Regions from separate parts of the Homo sapiens genome. Here all the other regions are linked to region 1. Evidence: chromatin contacts called from ENCODE Hi-C or POLR2A ChIA-PET data. All regions are on one chromosome and are shown on one strand. The core of a region is the stretch at or near the end of the contact, and the rest is flanking DNA. Distances in the headings are between cores, read along the strand shown.

The links. A loop is a pair of places that touch in the nucleus more often than their neighbours do. ChIA-PET counts read pairs that join two places held with the same protein, here RNA polymerase II (POLR2A). Pooled maps may share reads with other maps.
Region 2: a pooled map shows a loop between it and region 1 (2.7-fold over the local background). The contact joins the enhancer-like site here to the promoter of TEAD1 in region 1. A Hi-C loop is called at or near these places in 4 of 50 pooled maps. POLR2A ChIA-PET finds 5 or more read pairs at or near these places in 2 of 52 experiments (H1 and activated T-cell).
Region 3: a pooled map shows a loop between it and region 1 (2.2-fold over the local background). The contact joins the promoter of LINC02989 here to the promoter of TEAD1 in region 1. A Hi-C loop is called at or near these places in 1 of 168 maps with a recorded cell type or tissue (gastrocnemius medialis) and 2 of 50 pooled maps.
Region 4: a map of dorsolateral prefrontal cortex shows a loop between it and region 1 (3-fold over the local background). The contact joins the promoter of MICAL2 here to the promoter of TEAD1 in region 1. A Hi-C loop is called at or near these places in 2 of 168 maps with a recorded cell type or tissue (dorsolateral prefrontal cortex and naive thymus-derived CD4-positive, alpha-beta T cell) and 7 of 50 pooled maps.

What each region holds. Positions count from the first base shown.
Region 1 is chr11:12,673,004-12,676,105 of GRCh38, forward strand. TEAD1 (TEA domain transcription factor 1) reads left to right here and starts at 1,418. Exons shown (of 13, transcript NM_021961.6): 1 at 1,418-1,831; 2 at 2,406-2,558. RefSeq lists a silencer at 1,110-1,409 and enhancers at 2,245-3,059, 3,060-3,102.
Region 2 is chr11:11,977,697-11,980,798 of GRCh38, forward strand. All of the region lies in intron 3 of DKK3 (dickkopf Wnt signaling pathway inhibitor 3), which reads right to left. Among named protein-coding and RNA genes, the nearest start is that of DKK3, 29 kb to the right of the region's middle. Within about 2 kb of position 1,680, at least 23 of the 41 ENCODE cell types and tissues checked have a DNase peak (open chromatin) inside an H3K27ac peak, as active enhancers do.
Region 3 is chr11:12,085,336-12,088,437 of GRCh38, forward strand. It overlaps LINC02989 (long intergenic non-protein coding RNA 2989), which reads left to right and starts at 1,536. Exons shown (of 2, transcript NR_186297.1): 1 at 1,536-1,785.
Region 4 is chr11:12,109,171-12,112,272 of GRCh38, forward strand. MICAL2 (microtubule associated monooxygenase, calponin and LIM domain containing 2) reads left to right here and starts at 1,420. Exons shown (of 28, transcript NM_001282663.2): 1 at 1,420-1,556. RefSeq lists a silencer at 1,114-1,783 and an enhancer at 1,326-2,029.

The DNA of each region.
Region 1 (3,102 bases), core at 168-2,667:
GCATCTCTACAAAAAAATTTTAGAAATTAGCTAGGCGTGGTGGTGCGTGCCTGTAGTTCCAGCTATTCGGGAGGCTGAAAAGGGAGGATGGCTTGATTCCAGGGAGTCGAGGCTGCAGCGAGCCCAGATCGCACCATTGCATTCTAGCCTAGGTGACAGAGCAAGATCCTGTCTCCAAAAATAAAATAAAAAAAAAATTAAAAAAAAGGAAAACAATGTATTAGTAAAAGTTATGTTTTGTAGAAATGTGTTGCACTCAGTCACAGTCTAGTCTCCTCAGTTACCCATATATAGGGATATAGGGATTCCTCGGGCACAAAATATGTTGTTATTTAATCCTGAGGCCTCAGCTGGAAAAGAGAGCCAAGTGCCTAGAACGAATGAGGTCCACTGTGCGGGAACTGCTTTGCAGTTTGTTAAATAATTATAACAATCACCCGAAACTTTAGACGGTTCTGTCCCCAGTGGGTCGATTTTACCCGTTTTCTGATTTACCGACTGCGTCTATGTCACTTTTGCGTCACTACCTCCAATGGCAGGGTTAAAATGATTCCTTTAATAATGAAATGAAGTTTCTCAATAATGAAAGGGCTAACTTAAAGTCGCCGGATGCAGCATTTCAAAGTTTAGGAAGTTACTTTTGAAAAGTACAACCGGCAGAGATGAGTGAACTTAGTTTTTTAACTGACTTGGAGAAGACCTTGCTAGCAGGGCAGGTTTATTACGAACTCTGTAATTATCCTTCTTTGCTAAGCTAAAGGTTTTCCTTTCCCAACCGTAAGACAGATTTCGACTTGAGTGAGAGCTGTGAACTTTTATAAAAGTGAAAGGGAAGAGAAGAAATGGCAGGCTGGGAATCTGGCCCGGAGACGGCGTCCACCGCGCTCGAGAGCAACAATCTGCATCACCAGAAAGGCAACTTCTCTACCCTACACTTGCAGACTTCCGCGAGTCCGGGAGCACTCAACGCAGTCACCCGCGCTTCCGCGTCCCGGACTAGGGAAACTGAGGCACGGTAGGCGCGTCGCGCGCAACTCCCGCCTCGGCGCCTGCCCCCTGGAAGAAACCCAGGCTTCCAGAGTTCTTCGCGCGAGCGCAGGGACTTCCAAGCCGCGCAGCTCCCGTCCGCCCCGCCCCGCCCCGCCCCGGCTCGGGACAAAGCCCGGAGCCCGCGCCGGGAGACGGAGGGCGGCTCCCGCGCGAGCCACGCTCCCCCGTGGGCGCGAGACTCCGCCCAGCTGCCGAAAGCCCGCGCCCCAACGGCGAAGCAGCCGCGCCGGTCCGCCCCGATTCCCCATGACGTCACCGGCGGCGGCAGGCCCCGCCTCCAGCCCCGGGCGGCAGGCCGCATGACGTCACCGAGGCCCCACCCCTCCGGAGCGAGTTCGGTCCTGGCGTTCATTTCATTCCTGTCCTCATTCCGAACATTCTTAGCATCGCTCGCGCCGCGCCGCGCCGCCTGAGCCGAGCCGAGCCTCTGCTGCCGCCGCCGCGGCCCCGCCGCCCGCCGCGGGCGCCCACCAAGCACTTTGCAGACTCGCTTCCACCCTGCGGGCCATTCCGCGCGGCGGGGCCCGGGCCCGGGGCGGCCGCGTCCAGGCACAGGCCATGCAGTGACGCCCCCCCACCCCTCCACCTTTGCCCGGAGCGCGGGCAGCAGCCCAGCGCGCCAGCCGGCCCCGGGGCAGGAGCGGTGCTAGGCAGGGGTGGGGTGGCCGGGCCCAGGGACCGGGAGCCGGGGAGGGAGCCGGGCACCGAGCAGAGGGCGGGGGAAGCGGCGCCGAAGTTTGCCTCGGACTCGCCGGGCGCTGCGGTGGCTCCCTGGGCCGAGGTAAGTTGGCGCGCGGGGCGGATGCTGGGGTGCGGGGGGCGCACGGGGCAGCGGGGGGCCGGCGGCGCGTCCCTCGCGGGCCGCTCTTTCTTTGCGGGCTCTGCTTTGTGTGCGACGGCGGGCGGGCACGCGGAGGGCCGCGGCCGGGCCCCCACACCCGCCTCCCCGCGCCCCCTCCGAGGTGAGCGGCCGGGCGCCGCCGCGCGACTTGCCAGGACGCCAAGTTGGGCCGCGCGCTGGGAGCCCGCGCGGCAACAGGCGGCCCCCGGCCGGCCGCGCCGCGCCCCCCGCGCGCCCCCTCTCCCGCCGCCTGCACGCGCACACACGCACACACCCTCGGGCGCCTTGGACGGGGTGCGCTGGGGAGCCAGAAGTTCGGAGCGAGCGCGGGCGGGCAGAGCCGCCGCCTCGGAGCCCGGAGCCGGCCTGCACCCCCCTGCTTTCGCCGCCGCCCCCCGGCGCCGGGTACCCCCGAGGCCGGCCCGGGTCTGCGCAGACTTGTGCCGCTGGCGGGGGGTTCGCTCCTTCTTCTCAAAGATGAAAAAGGGCACGGTCGTCTTTGCCGCTTCTCCAGGACTGTTGCTGCCGCTGCCGCCGCCGCTTCATTGCACATTCAAGTGGAAAATTTTCAGGAGTCAGCAGAAACATTGTGTCCAAAAAAGACTGAGTCGCAGTTACCACCAAACCCAGGAGGAGACTCTCCCTGGAAAACTTCCCTTCCCTTTCGGTAGGAAATACTGGGGGATTTGTTTGTTGATTGGAAGAGAAATGATCCCCGGGGGGGAGAAAATCTGGGTACACTTCTAGTCTTTGTTCGTAACAGCAACACTTGTTTTCAAAAGTCCAGAGTCCCGCTTTAAAGAAAGTTTAACTTCTGTGACTTTTCTTCTTTTTAAAAAAATAACTTTTGTATTTTTAAAAAATCAAAGCAATATTTTTAATGAGTCGAAAACAATGAGGACTCACACCTCCCCTCTCATGAAAATAAATGAAATCCAGATCAGAATTTTCTTTGCTTTTAAATTGCCTTTTTTAAAAGATTTATTTAAAGTTGGATAGTGTCACTATATAAAAATATTTATGAAACAATGAAATACCAGCCACCAGCGTTTCTCAGGAGGCTTGTTAACTTCTTAGAAGCAAGTGGCTTCCTGTGATTTGCAGAAATGAAAATTGACCTCAGTGAGCCCTGGAAACTTAGAGACAGATGATGTTCCAGGAGCAGGGAATGTAAAAAGGCCATGTTTAAAAACAGTGCGTTGGAAGGAGCC
Region 2 (3,102 bases), core at 430-2,929, 700 kb before region 1:
CACCGAGTCCACAGTTAGCACTCCATATGCAGAAGATCAGGAGGCTGATGGGCATTTCAGGCCCAAATGCACTGACAAGTCCAGCAGCACTTCCAGGTCTCCCAGACCCGCTGCCTCCTCCATGGCTCCTTATTCCACTTGCATGGGACCTCTTTGTTTAGGGGCCTCAAAGTGGGGAACCTCATGAGGTTATTGGACAGATTAAAGGAGATTTAGCCAAATTTAGCAAATAATTTAGCTGAATTTTATTTGTCAGATTTAGCAAATAAAATTATAGGATGCCCAGCCATAGTTGAATCTCAGATAAACAATGAATAATATTTTCATACAGTATGCCTCAATTATTACATGGGACACACTCATACCAAAAATTATTTTAGATTCTATAGGGTGTCTTGTATTTTATGTGCCAATCCGATCAATGTGAAGATTCAACAGGTGCATTTCTTGGAAGAGAGAAAGTGGGGTTGGCCTTGAGCAGGAGAAGGTTGAGAAGGAAGGGCTGGTGGCCACAGAAAGAGAGGTGGCCTCAAAGACATCCATGAAGATAAGCCAACAAGGACATCAGGGTGCCTGCTCCTGACCCCACTCCAGGGAGGAGGCTGGGAAGCACTGCCCTTCCTCCCCGTACCCACTCACGACCCCAGATTCTGGCCTGTGCTTCAGGGGCTTTGTGAGCATGTGCAGCTTTTCTTCTTCTTCTTCCTCTTCCTCTTCTTCTTCCTCTTCCTCTTCTTCTTCCTCTTCCTCTTCTTCTTCCTCTCCTTCCTCCACTTCTTCTTTTTCTTCCTCTTCTTCTTCTTCTTTCTTCTTTCTTCTTTTTTTTATCGTTTTGTTTGGTTTTGTTTTTAACTTTTTTTTGTAGAGATGGGGTCTCTCTATATGTTGCCCAAGCTGGCCTTGAATTCCTGGCTTCAAGTGATCCTCCCACCTTGGCCTCCCAAAGTGATGGGATTATAGGTGTGAGCAACCATGCTCAGGTGCAGCTTCTGTACTTGGAGAAAAGCCTCTGGATTGTGTATGATAACAGGGGTTGTCATGAAACAATCATAGCCATAATGGCCGATATTTATATTGCTTCCTAGATATTATTCCCAGAGCTGTCCTGCATCCTAAGCATTAACTCACATGATCTCCAAAACACTCCACTGAGAGAGGGCTGTTACTATTCCTTTCTATTTTACAGATGAGGAAATGGAGGCACAGAAAGGCTGAGTAACTTGCCAAAGTCACACAGCTAGTGAGTGCTGGAGCTGGGATGTGAAGCAGCAGCTGGCTCTCCTGCTAGGTCAGGCAGCAGATGGGGTCCGGGATCCAAAAAGATGGCCAGGCTGAGTATCCCACGGTAACAAGAGCAGCTACAGAGGTGGGGAACAGGTTCACCGACGCAAGGAAAGGCATGAATCACAACAGCGAGAACCTCAGACTCTCCCCAGCCTGACTTTTCCCATCCATTCAGGGGCCTTGGCCTTTGTTTCCCAACCCGCAGGGAGCTCCAACTGTCCTACCCTTGTGTCAGGAAATGGAGGCTGGGTGGGGAAGCCTTGGCAGGAGCAGCCCCCTGACAGCTGCTGCTGTATCTGCTCAGGGCCCACAGGCCTTTCAGCTGCTCCAAACTCCAGGCTGCAAACCCCGCGGGACCTACAGCGTCTGGATGCAGAGCAGGAGAGCCAGCCCAGGTCAGTGTGAAGTCCCCCATGTGACTCCGGGAGAAATGCTTCCGGTCACAGGCGGGTAGCCAAGTTCTCACCAGGTTCTCAGGAACTGAATCCGGATGTGGATCCCAGGAGATGAGTGCCAGAGAGAAAGGAAGCTGGCTTCACTCCTAACTCTACCCTCCTGAGAAGTCTCTATTCCTGCCCAGCTCCTGCTAAGGCCAGGAAGTTGGTGAGGAGGGACTCTGGTGGTTTGGGGCTCACTGTCCTGGGGTTTCCTCACAGGCAGAGAAGGGCCTTTGCTACCCTCACAGATGCTCCCACCAAGTCATACCTCATCCTATGCACAATGTGGCAGCAAGGAGGCCAGCGTCCAGCCACCAGCCTGCCTCCCTCTCCACCAGACTCCTTTCTGCAGCTCCAGTTATCTGCCTAAAACACAAACTTGATTATGCACGTCCCTGATCATAATTGTTCAGAAAGCTGCTCCAGCCGAGGGGCCCTGGAGAAGGCTGAGGGTTGCACAAATTCAGTCAACACATAATCGGAGGAGACAGCCTGCCTTCCAGGCCCTGGGAACAGTCAGCCCGCATCTGTGATTCTGACATCATAAAAGAATGTGACAAGGAGAGAGGGAGTGAACAAAAGGTGTGTCCCAGTGACCCGGGGAGAGGGAGGCCTGGAGCTCTGTGGCAGCTCTCTGCTCTGACTACACCAGGCACCCGGGAACCCATGACTTCCCTTCAACAATCTCAAGCTCCCTCGGCTCTAATTCTCACTCACCCAGCAACCTACAGAAAACCAAACTTGCCCCCCAGGACCCTGACACCACATAGGGAGCATCCCGGATGGGGGTCCCCACATGGAAAGAGATGTTCCTCAACCCTGCAAATTAATAGCCTGTGCTTTTGGTTTACACATTAGTGAGGTCAGAATTTAGTTAGCAAGATTGCTGAGCAGGTCCGGTCTCTGAATCTGCAGGGCTTACGGGTTCTGGACTCTCACAGACTGACCAAGGTCATGAGTTCCTGTAAGACTGTCACCCTGAGCACATTCTACCTCACAACTGACTGTCTCCACCTACTCCAGCAACCATGACCTGGAGTCCAAACTGCATGGTATACAGAGCTCTTATTGGTCAGCTCCCAACCTGTTTTCCAGCCTGATTTTTCTGACCTCCCTAGGACCCAGATTTTTGGCCCATGCTTTTAGAATGCCCTTACCTCCCTTATCTGTCAATCAATCTTTAGGGAGCAGCACAGATGTCTCCTCCTCAAGGAAGCCTTCCCAGACTCTCCCACTGGGCAACTAGCGCCTCTCTCCTGGGTGCTCCCCAGTCCTGAGTACCCACCCCAGTTGGGTACTCAGGGCTGGAGTGATGAAGAGAGGAATAGTTCAGGGTTCAAGGACCAACAGGTGGTTATAAGACATGCCAAGACTCATACTG
Region 3 (3,102 bases), core at 286-2,785, 590 kb before region 1:
AAGAGAAGTCCCTGCTTGGTGCTCATGTCCCCACCCTTCTCCTGGATCCCCCATACCCTGGGGATCAGTCCGGAGACCTCCACTCTCAGAAGCAAACTCATCCTTGACTGCGCCTGACTCAGCCATCCCTGATTGCATCTTCTGGGCTCTTGTGCTCCCAAGGATGTAATTGAGTGTGCTATGTGGGGAGACAGTCTCATGATTTCCTCGGATGGAAACCAAGTGGAAATAAAAATAGTTGTGCCAGATTGTTGGTGTGCATCACAGCTCAGGAGTGGCCCTGGGATGCCTGGGCCTGGGCTGGAACCTGGCATCCATGTTGTATGCCCGATTTCCTCCACCTCCTCCGCTCAGGGTGCTGGTGTGTATGCCACCTCTCTGAGTGAGACAGGAAGATTGCGTTTAGCTCAAGCACCTTCTCATCAAGACTCTTTCGGAGGGTTCAGAGGGCTTGTTTCTGAAGCACTCAGCAGGCAGCCTGGCATAAAGCAGGTGCTCAGTGACCAGTGGGTATCAGTTGGTCCCTTGCTGCTTTGAGTTGGGCAACACTGAGGTTGGGACTACAGAGGTCATTGCCCCTTAAGAAGAACCTAGAGCAAGTTATCTCTGAGGCCCTCGGAAGCTTTGTTCAAGGGACATTAAGTCCCTTTGTTTGGGGCTGGGGAGTACTGAGACTACAGTTTGGGAAAATGTTGGTCTCTGAGATGTAGGCTGCCTGATGACTAGCTGTGCAAACAAAACCTCGGACTTCCCTCCGCATTTCTTTCCTTTGACCCTTCAGTGTCAGCAAGCTCAGGGTCAGAAACCCTGCACTCAACTCCTTTGCTAGGGATTTGTGGAGGCTGATAAAAGCCCGCAAGGTGGCCAGGGCTGCTGGGCAATGTTGGCATCCTGCTGATACAAAAACTCAGCTTGGATCTCCAGCACCTTCTCCTCAGATAAAGCTGGTAATTTCCTGGAGCAACCACACTTGGAGAGAACCAAGCTTGCAGGGAGCTCAGAGCAGCCTAGGCAGGTCACAGTGGACAGGAGGGATGTGGGACTGGCAGGAGGAAGTCAGGAAGGAGCCTTGATCACTGACTGCAAATAAAAGCTTCATGTGGTGCAATGAAATCACCCTATATGGCTTGAGAGGAAATTCTCTGCAAGGAGCTGCATGCAAATAGGTCATCAAGTAATGGCAAAAATATGCAGCCAAATGGAGGTGCCCCTGCAGTTTCCGTGTCTCCAAGGACTAGATAAACTCCAGGAAGGACTCAGGGCTTGATACCACAAAGGATGGGGAATAAGAGATGCTCCCTCTGCCCCCATGAGCCCCCTTAGCCAGCCTCCTGCCTCCTGCTTCCCATCTCTCCAAGGGGATCCACCCTGAGTCTGACCAGCATCCCCGTGTTCCCTGTGGCCGGGATCAGGCAGGGACACAGAGATTGCTTGAGACACTTTCTGGTGACTAATGCAGTATACTTGAACAGGAAACAGACTGGAAAGGACTTAGGGGGAGCTATAAATAGCCCATGTCCTAAAAAAATGAACTTGGGAAGAAATGGAATTAACAAACTGGGAGGAGAACAAGGAGATCACAGGCTCCAAACAAGACCAAGCTTTCTCTTGGGAAATGAGCTTTTCTCCCAGATGGAGCTCCATCTGCCCTTGCAGGATCAGCTCCCCCAAGTGTGCCCTGCTCCACCCTGGGGTTGACCAGCCAGCTCAGCCTGCCTGCCAATATGATGCCTGGAATTGTCTGTGGTTCTGGGGGCCAAGCCTTGTCAGGATCATCACGTAAGGGTGTGTATGTGCGGAAGGGTGGTGGCTGAGGCTCAGGATTCAAGGACTATGGACCATGGTGGGAAAGTAGAGAATTGGAGCAGTGACAGGTCAGGGACATCCCTTCTGATGTTCCTCAGTTCTCTTCTGTTCTCTGGGCTTCAGCAATCTGCTGTCTCTTGAACCCAGTGAGGGGAGGGGTGAGTCAGGCAGAAGAATGAGCTCAGGTAGGATGGCACGTCAGCAGCCTGGAGTCTGACACCGGCCAAGACACTCAGTGGCAGAGTAATGTAGAATAGAACACTCCATTTCACTAAGACTGGTTCCTTTTCTGTAAGATTGAGAGGTTAGACTAGTTCACTGGATTTGAAATATTTTTATTTTTTAAAGATGCATAACCTTTCTCCAAAGGAAATCACAAGGAAAGAAGAGTACTGCCCTGGTTAAGGTGGGGACTCAGGGTTTCTCACACTTACACTCAACCATTTCCCTTGTGGTAGCCCTGAGAAACTGCCACAGTGCACCAGGGCGTCGCCCAGCTCTGTTGAAAGCCACAGGACTGGAGCACTTGGCAAGTTTGGCTGGCCACCCAAACACAGCTCCTCACGGTTTCTTTCTGTCTTTCCTTTCTCCATAGAGGCTGGAAAGCTAAAACAGTGAAAGGTAATGCTGAGCAATGGAGGCCTAACTAATGATGTCAGTGAAAACAGAGGAGGAACTTGTAATTTACACTCCCCAGCTAACTTCTTCCTCCTCTTCTTCTTTTTTTTTTTTTTTAAAGACAGCATCCTCCTGTCACTTAGGCTGGAGTGCAGTGGCATGATCATGGCTCACTGCAGCCTCAAACTCCTAGGCTCAAGCAATCCTCCTGCCTCAGCCTCCCAAGTAGCTGGGATGACAGAGGCATGCCACTATACGCGGCTCCTAGCAAACTTCTTATATCCTTATTAGTTATTGTGATAGACTGATTGCAAAAACAGCCACAATCGTCTATCCCTTCCAGTCCACACCCTCTGCATCCTCAATCCACACCCTCTGCAATGTGACCGTGTAGCTCCTCCCATCAAGAGACAGAATCCATTTCCCCACCCTTTGAATATGGGCCGGCCTTGAAATTTGCTTTGAACAGTGTTTATTGAAAGTGACAATGTGCCAGCTCCACGCTTAGGTCTTAAGAAGCCTGTGTCTTCTACTGTCTCTCTCTTAAACCCCTGCTGCTGCCATGAGAACAAGCTGGGGCTAGCCTATGAGAAATGAAATATCACACAGAGCAGAGCCGAGTTGTCCCAGCAGAGGCCACCCCAGGCCAGCCATCCTCCAGCCAACCTGCCAGCGGAC
Region 4 (3,102 bases), core at 170-2,669, 560 kb before region 1:
ACTAACCATGTGATGTTGACCAGTTGCTTTACCTCACTGGTCTCAGTTTCCACATCTGTGAAATGGGATGATGATACAATACATACCTGTCAAGCCAGGCTTAGATGAGATCACGTGTGAAGGGCACTCCCCAGGCTGGCATCACAGGCAGATTTCCATCAGAGTGGAGTGCTGGCCCTCTGAGAGTACAAGCTGACTGGGCCTTGCAAACTGGGTAGGAACAGCTTTTGCTGGAAAGTTCATCTACAGGAAGTTGATTGAATTCTGAAGAGAGAGCTAAGAGAGCTGCCAGGTAGGACAATACCTGGTAAACACCAAAGGGCTGAGAGTAGGATCACATGGCAAGAAGTAGAGTAGAGAAAAAATAATAATAATCTGCAGGTTTGGGGAGGCAAACTGTTCTGTTTGCACTTGTCTGGCAAGGGAACATGGTGTCTCCTGGAGGTGGTCTTGTGCTGGGGAAATTCCAGCAGCCTGGAGCCACAATACTGTTTCTCACTGCTCAAGCCTGCCTGTTTTCCTCTGCCTAGGTAGCTCAGTTCCAAGAACACTTATTGATGCTTACACCGGGCCAAGCCCTGTGATGGGCCCTGGGTTCCAGAGGTGAGTCAGACATGGTTCCTGCCCATGGAGATCCCCATTTCATGATAACTGCTACAAGAGCCGTTTAAACACAAGGTGTTTTACAGTAGTTATAGTCTACAGAGTGCTTCTGATTGCTCACTAGGCCCCACTCCATTCACACTGTGTTGTCTGTGAATGTTGCTCTCTGGAGCTGTGGGGGGTAAGGGTAACCCGGGAAGGTGGGCAGAGCAGAGATTAAGATAGGGATATGACAGCCAAAGGTAGAGGGTGTTTAGGTGATCTGACCAAGGTAACACAGGTAGTCTGCACCACCGCCCCCTTCCCACTAGCTTTAGCCAAGCAAGGCCAGGTGAGGGGAAGATCCTATTAGCTAGCAAGGAGGTTTGCGGAAGCTCAGGGTGGTCAAGGAGCCGAGCAAAGAGGGAGGTCCACAGGACGTACACAGTCGGTACTAGAAGTGCCATGCTGCTCCCCCATGTCCAAAAGGGGATGCCGTGTCTTGCTTTCCAGCCGCCTAGACCAAGAAGCGTGAGGCCCAGGCCCTCGCCGCTCCCTTGATACCCGCTTACCAACACCGGGGGTTTCATCTCGCAGCGCCACCACGCCCCACTCCCAGCAGCCCTCCCCTGGTCTCCGCCCTGTGCGGGTCAGGGTGGGAGCGCCCGGCCACTCCCTGCGTTCTGGGCCGGGCTACAGCCCACGTGCGCCGGCGGCAGCGGCGGTGACAGCCGGCCCCACGGGGGCGGGGCGGGCTCCGTGCTGTCCTGTCATTGGCCGCGCCGCTGTCGGGGGCGTTCCCCAGCCCGGTCCACCGCGCGGCGCAGAACCGCAGGCGCTCGGCTGGCTAAGCCTGCGCCGGGCCGCCTCGCTCGCTCCCAGCTCTGTCAGTGGCCCGCGGGGCCCGATCGCTGCGCCCGCGGCCAGGGCCGAGGCAGGCCTGACCCGGGGCCGGGCAGCCCGCGCGACTTTCGGTAAGGCGGGGGCGGCGCTGGCCTCAGGGTGGGGAGGGCGGGCGGGCGCGGGTGGGGACCGTGCCAGCCTCGGCTGGACTCTGCGCCGTGTCCAACGCCCGGGAGGGTCAGGTGCGGCCGCAGCATCCCCCGCCTCAAACCCACCCGGCGGGGCGCACAGTGAGCAGGTGGCGCTGCGACGAAGCCCGGGGCGGCCCTGGCCGGCCTCTGAACCAATTAGAACGCAATAAAAGCCTCCCACCGGCACGCCGAACTACCTCTTACTCCGCTCCGCAACACCCAAACCCTGCAGTTCCAAGCCTAGAAAATCGCAAGCGCCAAAACGGGGTGGGAGTGACGCGCCTGCAGTGCTGCCTGTCACCTGGCAGAAGACCATCCCCAAACTTCCCAGGATTGGGGCTCCGAGCCTTGCACGCCCCGTTCCAGCTCTTCACTGGGCGCCCTTTTCCCCCTCCCCTGTCCCCTCCCTCTTTAGTAACAGGAAGTTAAGTTGGGCCAAATGTCAGTGGCCTGGCTGGCCGCGGGCTGGAGCCCAGTCGGGATGGGGTCGTGGCAGTGGTCCGAGGGGCCGCGGCACTGTCCGCTCTGCATCGCGTCTCCCGCATCCCCAGTAGCCCGCTCTCGCTCCAGGCCCAGGAGCACCCCCGCAGGGTGTCCGCGGCACCCACCCTGTAGGTGCCTGGCTGGCCCCGGGGAGAGGTGGGATCTTGCCCACAGCGTCTAAGCCGCTGCCGGGCCAGACGGGGCAGGTGGGGTAAATTGTATTCACCGCCAGCCTCACTGGCAGAGCTGGGAACGGCCTTTACTGGATGGGGATGAGGGGATGTGGAAACCAGAGTAGTGTGCCTCCTTCCACATTGTTTATTCTGAGGCCTGGGTTCTTAAAGCGGAAAGAGCTTTTATTTGGAAGCCTGTAGGGCCCCGCCAGGCCTACAGCAGTGTGCCGGCTCTCTTGCTGTGATTGTCGCCTGTTAACTACAGTCTACAATGATTTTGGTGAAGGATGAAGTCACCAGCCAGGCCCCTTGTGGGCTGGTCCCACGGGAGAAAAGCCAGAGGCGAATTGGCCCTCCAGTGTTTGTGCCAGGTTCCCTGACACCTGCACTTACTCTGTCCTGCTCCCCCTCCCCAGTGGCAGTCGACCCAACAAGTGGGCCTCCGGTCTCCAGGGTAGTCCTGTGCAATGCCCTGGAGACTCTAATACCGTAAGAACTCACTTTCTTCATGCAGAGAGAAGACGGACTTATTAAGTGCCTACTGGGCAACAGGTCCTGTCTTGTGGCACTTTTGCAGCCAATTTCATGGTTATTCCAAAAACGCTGAGAGTTTTGCCCTCCCCATTTTAGAGATGGGGAAAGAGGCTCAGGTATGGTAGGTGCCCAAGGTCACACAACAAGTGTCTGAGCCAGGTCCTGGCCCTGTCAGTGTGAGTCCAGTGCTCTTGTTTCATGGCTGTGGGAAGTGGTGTGCTGTGTGCAGGACCATGGCCCCACAGCGTGCTGACTAGAGCCTTCCAGCCTCTGAAAAGATGCTCTCCACCAGGATT